2 separate regions of the Homo sapiens genome follow, and region 1 is linked to region 2. Evidence: chromatin contacts called from ENCODE Hi-C or POLR2A ChIA-PET data. All regions are on one chromosome and are shown on one strand. Each heading gives the region's core, a stretch centred on a gene start or an enhancer-like site at or near the end of the contact. The rest is flanking DNA. Distances are from core to core; before and after follow the strand shown.

Region 1 (3,512 bases), core at 940-3,439, 46 kb after region 2:
CCGTGTAATAGGATTGTTCTTGGTTTCAGTAGGCACCTGGCACCCTCTCAGCTGTGGCTGCATTTCAGGTATGGATGGGAGTGATTATCTGTGCATCAGAAAACTCAAGATTGTCATGTGAGCAAGTTGTGTGATCATCAGTAAATGCAGAGCTGGCTTTGTTAGGCCCTGGTTGTGGCCAAGGCTTTCCTTTCCCGGCGGGTGATTATTCCAGATTTCATGGTCACTAGCTGAGTGTAATCAGGAGCAGATAAGAAAGCCCTGTATAGAGCAAAGTATGCATTTCTTAAGGTGGTGGGGGAGGTGGCAGAGGCATTATATAGACGTGTGTGTTTGTGCATGTGTTTAAAAAAAGACTTATATTTTCTGGGCAGCAGAACTTAAGTTTCCAGTAAACATCTCCTCCCTTTTTACTTTACCTTTTAATTTTGTGTTTATGGTCTCTGTGCTTTGAAATTGTTTTTGCTGTGATGCCAGCCCTGCCTGAAATGGGTGGAGCAAGCCAAGCCCTTTGGAAGCCATGGTTTAGATCAGAGTTCTTGTACTGACATGGCCCAGCTGATTGACAGCTCAGATGTGATCACTCCGTCTCAACTAGAAGAATAAAAATAAAAACCTTGAGCTGGAGCGGAGAGGGGTCACACATTTGTTAGTTTATCCCCTACTCTCACCTTTATCGCAGGAGGAGTGATAAAGTGCTGCTGTGTGTAATTCTGGTCTGGGGTTGGTTTTCTGTAGTCCCAAACCTGGGACTAATTCTCCCTGGAGCCCGTGGCCCAGAAGATGGGTGCACAGTAGGGTTACTTGATGCTAAACGGCTTTCCCGATAGACTTGGGATCTCACTGTTCTTGTCTTAGCTTTACTTGTTGGGTTGGAGGAGGTGAGGTGGGTGGGCAGGGGCCTAGGGAAGCCCACTATAGAAACACTGGGACAGAGAATCCAGCCCAGGCTAGGTGAGAGCATCTGCCAGTGTGAAAACACGTGGAAGCGGGGGAGGCAGGCGAGAAAAGCTGTGGGAGAAAACCTCACAAATGCAGCAAAGCTGCCCAGGGCCCAAGCGGTGGGGCGGTAGCGAGGGAAACACAGTGGTGTTTGGCTGCTGCTTCACACCACTTTTAATTCAGCGCTGCTAGGAAGGCTATTTCAGAATGCTCCCGAGTGGGAGGGGGCAGCTGCTCTAGGGTGGGAAGGGGATGCTAAGGCCGGGTGCGGTGGCTCACGCCTGTAATCCCAGCACTTTGGGAGCCGAGGTGGGCGAATCACGAGGTCAGGAGTTCGAGACCAGCCCGACCAATATGGTGAAACCCTGCCTCTACTAAAAATACAAAAATGAGCCAGGTGTGGTGGCGGGTGCCTGTAGTCCCAGCTACTCAGGAGGCTGAGGCAGGAGAATCACTTGAACCCAGGAGGCAGAGGTTGCAGTGAGCTGAGATCACGCCACTGCACTTGAGCCTGGGCAACAGAGCCAGACTCTGTCTTAAAAAAAAGGGGGTGCTGGAGAGCATGTGGGGTGGATAGGGCTGACTAGAGACCTTTGTCAGGGTGACCTTTCTCCAGAGAGCCCAGTAGGCTCAGAAGGAAGGTCCCTCAGCACCCTGGCCCACACAGTTCCAGGGAGACCCCAAATAAAGCATTTGCACAAACAGTCCTGAGTGGAGCACACCTAGCCGCCTTCTCTTGCAAAGTGGGCCTTTAAAAAAGGGGTGTATGGCTGCTTAGTTCTGAAGAGGCCAGGCTAGGAGACCCCAGAGGGACACCCAGAAATCCCAGATATACCTCCTCCATCTGCTCTGCCTGCCAGATGACCCTTGCTACTTTACTGTTTTTTCTTTGAGCCTCTTGGTGATCTTGAATAGCAGAAAAATGAGCCAAATTTCCTTCAATCTATGCCAGTCTTCGTCCTCAGCCTCCCGGTGGGGTGATGAGTCACACCAGTGGGAAAGTGCACTGTATACTTGGTCATGTGCAGAGCACCTTCCCATTGGTTTATCTTTACAACTGCCCTGGGTGGAGACATGGCAAGGTGGTCCTATCCCTATTTTGCAGGTGATCAGGCACAACTTACAGTTAGCGCAGGAACAGGGACTGAGGCCAGCCCTCAGTTCTTTGACAGAGTTCTTTGTCTACACTGTGTTGCCTCAGAAAAAAATGCCCATGGGGAGTGTGTGTGCGTGGGCATGTGTGCTCTCCTCGTGTCCCTCAGAAAAGAATGAATTCTTTTCCAACTGATGTCACTGGGAAAGGGGGACACCACTACTTTCCTGCGTACTGCACTTTACAGTTTACAAAGCACTTTCCCACACGTCATTTCGTTTCATCTCCCTGACAGTCCCTGGAAGTGGGTGCTAGTCTGGATGAGCAGGCGCAGACTTGGAGAGGCTGAGGGACTTGGCCCAGGGCATATAGCTAGGAAGCGGCCAGGCAGTAAGTGGGTAGCACCACTGCATGTTGGGGGTGGGGAAGCATGAGCTGGATGGAGCATTCGGTGGTCTAACCAGTGGCCAGCAGTAGTGTTGGGGTTTGCTGCCCTCACCTCTGAAGCCACACAGGCTCCTGCTTCCTGAGGTCACCCTCTCCTGGAGGGCTGCCCCCGCATGGGAGTGTGGACAAGTGTGCACGAGGGGGAGGCACACCCAGGCCGAGTGGAACACCACCCTAAGGGGGTGGTGACAGGTGGCACTGGGAGTGGCTGGAGTCGGGGTTCACCTTACTCAGGGTCAGGGCTTCCCATTTTGCAGGACTGAGAGGTGGACTCTGAAGGAATGCAGTGCTTAGAATCTTGGTGCCTCTCCTGGGGTGGTGGGAAGAGCAGGGAGTCTCGAGTCCGATTTTGCCAAAAATCCCAACTTTCCTGCTGAGTAGCTCATGAGACAGGCATTTCACCTCTCTGAACTTCAACTTGGGGGTACTCAGATTTCCTTCAGAGGCTGTGAAAGAGTCCCCTGCCACAAGTTACTCCTCTGTTCAGAAGTGACTTGACTGATCATCTAGCCCAACCCCATCATTGACAGCTGGGGGAAACTGAGCTCCTGAGCGGGGCAGTGACTTGCGCAAGTCATTTGTTGGGAAGAATGGGGCAGGATGATGATGATGTCCACTTCTTGGGGACGATGGGGCAGGGTGGTAAACACTTCTCAATGCTTGCTTATGGGCTCTGATGTGAACCACTCACTATAGGCTGAATCCTGGTTTTCCAAGTGTTTAGAGGCTGAGCTGTTGTCCCCTGGGATTTTGGAAGGTAGACTCACATTTCACTGAAAGCCCTAGATGCTTCTCCTTACTGCAGTTCCCCTCCCCAGCACTCCCATCTCCCTGTTTTCTGGGGATTTAAATCAGCTTTGACTTGGGTCTGAAAGTAACCCGTGACAGCAGTAAGCCTCTCGATCTGTTGTTTGCAGTGTTTCAGCTAAAATATTATAAACAGACCACCAAACTGTGTTTGGTCCAAGGCCAAGCCCCTCCCTCCCTACTTGAACACTTGATTACCTGCTGCAGGGTTGCGTCTTGAGCT
Region 2 (3,130 bases), core at 447-2,946:
TCAAACTGGGAAGGAGCTAGGAAAAAATTCAACATGACATGAAACTATGTTAAGGATTTTATTCTGAGGGCAGAGAAAGTCTTATATGGTTTGGAACAGAGGAATGGAAGACCATGTGGGGGAGAGCTTTTTGCCTACAGAGGCTTCTGTACTTTTTGTCTATTCCAAGCAGCCACCTCTTCCCACCACTGCAAACTGCTCCCCAGAGTACAAAGTACATAGAACCAGTGTTCTCGGGTAGCCTGCAGCACCAGCCACCTACACATCCTTCCTCATCTTTGCACGCAGCTCAGTGCCTCCCGCTTTGCCTGCTATGAGGGGAGAGTGTGCTGGCAAATGCTCAGAAACCCATGGGAGACCTCTAGAAGTTGGCAGGGACCCCTTGAGGGAGCTGGCCCCCTGCAGAGAGCCAGGCCATGGGTTATTAGAACCATCTCAGTGATAATGTGTGACTTCGAATATCAACTAACCTTTGAACTTCAGAGTCTTAATCATGTATCAATGTGGGATAACCATAGGCTCTGTCCCATCCCCTCACTAGGTTATGACAACAGTAACCACAAGTAATAATCACAGTATGTCAAGGTCTGAATCAAATGCTTCCTGCCGTGCACGATCACATGCTATCTTCACAGTGTGATCGAGAAGGAGTTATTATTATCCTTCCTTACAGATAAGGAAGCTGAGGTTCAGAGAGTTGAAAAACTCTACTATGGGAATACAGCTCATGAGTGTTAGAATTCAGGCAGGCTGGCCCCAGCCCTTGTCTCTCTCTCTCTCTCTCTCTCTCTTTTTCCTTTAAGTCAGGGTCTCGCTCTGTCACTCAGGCTGGAGTGCAGTGGTGTGACCTCAGCTCATTGCAGCCTCTATCTCCCAGGCTCAAGTGATCCTCCCACTTCAGCCTCTCAAGTAGCTGGGACTACAGGTGCATACCACCATGCCCAGCTAATTTTTGTATTTTTTGTGGCGATGGGGTTTCACCATGTAGCCCAGGCTAGTCCCAAATCTCTGAGCTCAAGTGATCCATCCACCTGAGGCTCCCAAAGTGCTGGGATTACAGGTGTGAGGCGCCACGCCCTGCCCAGCTACTGTCTCTTAACACTACAGTACTTCATTCAATATATGCCAGAAAAAAAAAATTGAAACTTGCTGAATGGTCAACTGCTATGAAGCATGTTAACATGAAATTGTTACCATATCCAGAGTACTAGAATGCTGTGGAGACAATGTGTGGGAAGAGCAGCCCCAGTATCTGCTAGTTTTCTAACTTCTCAGACATTATCCTTCTCATGTGTAAAATGGGAAAAATAATATCCATCTCACATAGTCATTCTTTTTTTTTTTTTTTTTTTTTTTTAAGACAGAGTTTCGCTCTTGTTGCCCAGGCTGGAGAGCAATGGCGCGATCTCTGCTCACCACAACCTCCACCTCCCAGGTTCAAGGGATTCTCCTTCCTCACCCTCCTGAGTAGCTGGGATTACAGGCATGCACCACCACACCCGGCTAATTTTTGTATTTTTAGTAGAGATGGGGTTTCTCCATGTTGGTCAGGCTGGTCTCGAACTCCCAACCTCAGGTGATCTGCCCACCTCAGCCTCCCAAAGAGCTGGGATTACAGGCGTGAGTCACTGCATCTGGCCTCACACAGTCATTCTGAAGAGTGTAAGCCTAGCACAGGGCCTGGTATAGAGTAAGCACTCAAGAAACACAACTCCTTTCCTCCCTTCGACTCATCAAGAAAGCTGAGCCGAGGGAGCATCCACTTCCCCCAAGCCTCCCAGAACAGGGAATTTCCTCTGCGCATTTAACTTTGAGCAAGGGTATTGGGGTTTGACTCTCCAAAATGGGAAATGATCCACGGCAGTAACCTGGCCAAGCCCTGCTCAGTGGCCTGCCATGATCTGGTCCAGGCCCACGCTGTTGCCCTCCTGCCCACCGAACATTCAGGACTGGAGAGGAGGCTCACCCTGGAGCGGGCTAAGGAAGTGAGGTCATAGCCTGTGACAGCAATTTGGGAGTTGGGAGAGGCCTGCCAGCCCCTGCCAGTTCCTGGACCTTCACAGAGCAGTTGTTTCCTATGGTTCGGCTGGAATTTCAGGCAGGAATGTTGAGCAGACGGCAGTGGGGTAAGTGTAAATTCCAGAGGCTGAGGCAACATTTTGCAGAGGAGTTTTTTTTCCCTGCCAGCCTCTGGCCTCAAGCAAGCCCTTCCTGGGAGTGGGAGGAATTCGTTGGGCTTGGATCGCCTGGGATGCAGCTTCTCCTATGGTGAAGGGGAAATGATGGGTGCACTACTATGAGCCAGGCACTTTACATGGATGTAACCCTTATATGGTCAATGGGATTTAACCTGCAAACTGAAGTCAACATTATTTTCTTTTTCTGTCCTTTTCAGCTTGCTTGCTTTCTTCTTATCCCTAAATAAAATCTCAGGCAGGTCTTGTAGGTTTTCTGGGCCCCTTCAGTTTCCAAGACAGTCTTAACCTTGTTTTTGTTTTTTGTTTTTTTTGTTTTTGAGACAGGGTCTCACTCTGTTCCCCAGGCTGGAGTGCAGTGGTGCAGTCAGAGCTCACTGCAGCCTCCACCTTCTAAGCTCAAGTGATCCCCTGATGTCAGCCTCCCACTACAGGTGCATGCCACCATGCCTGACTATTTATTTATTTATTTATTTATTTATTTATGAGACAGAGTCTCATTCTGTCACCAGGCTGGAGTGCAGTGGCATGACCTCAGCTCACTACAACCTCCACCTCCCGAGTTCAAGCGATTCTCCTGCCTCAGCCTTCCGAGTAGCTGGGACTACAGGCACGCACCACCATGCCCAGCTAATTTTTGTATTTTTAGTAGAGACAGGGTTTCACCACATTGGCCAAGATAGTCTCGATCTCTTGACCTCATGATCCACCTGCCTCGGCCTCCCAAAGTGCTGGGATTACAGGCATGAGCCACCACGCCCGGCCAATTTTTTGTATTTTTTATAGAGACAAAGTCTCACCATGTTGCCCAGGCTGGTCTTGAACTTAAGTGATCCACCTGCCTCAGCCTCCCAAAGTATTGGGATTACAGGTGCGGGCCATGGCACCAGGCACAGTCTCACTTTGGTAAACGGGAACATCTGGGTTGTTTTATA

The links. Hi-C counts contacts between places; a loop is a spot of excess contacts on that map. ChIA-PET counts read pairs that join two places held with the same protein, here RNA polymerase II (POLR2A). Pooled maps may share reads with other maps.
Region 1: POLR2A ChIA-PET joins it to region 2 with 10 read pairs in T-cell. The contact joins two enhancer-like sites. A Hi-C loop is called at or near these places in 4 of 168 maps with a recorded cell type or tissue (CD8-positive, alpha-beta T cell, PC-9, ascending aorta and 1 more), 1 of 37 single-sample maps with no recorded cell type and 8 of 50 pooled maps. POLR2A ChIA-PET finds 5 or more read pairs at or near these places in 15 of 52 experiments (A549, AG04450, B cell and 11 more).

What each region holds. Positions count from the first base shown.
Region 1 is chr15:67,087,447-67,090,958 of GRCh38, forward strand. All of the region lies in intron 1 of SMAD3 (SMAD family member 3), which reads left to right. Among named protein-coding and RNA genes, the nearest start is that of SMAD3, 24 kb to the left of the region's middle. RefSeq lists enhancers at 2,042-2,559, 2,560-3,076. Within about 2 kb of position 2,190, at least 9 of the 41 ENCODE cell types and tissues checked have a DNase peak (open chromatin) inside an H3K27ac peak, as active enhancers do.
Region 2 is chr15:67,042,420-67,045,549 of GRCh38, forward strand. All of the region lies in intron 2 of SMAD3-DT (SMAD3 divergent transcript), which reads right to left. Among named protein-coding and RNA genes, the nearest start is that of SMAD3-DT, 20 kb to the right of the region's middle. Within about 2 kb of position 1,697, at least 10 of the 41 ENCODE cell types and tissues checked have a DNase peak (open chromatin) inside an H3K27ac peak, as active enhancers do.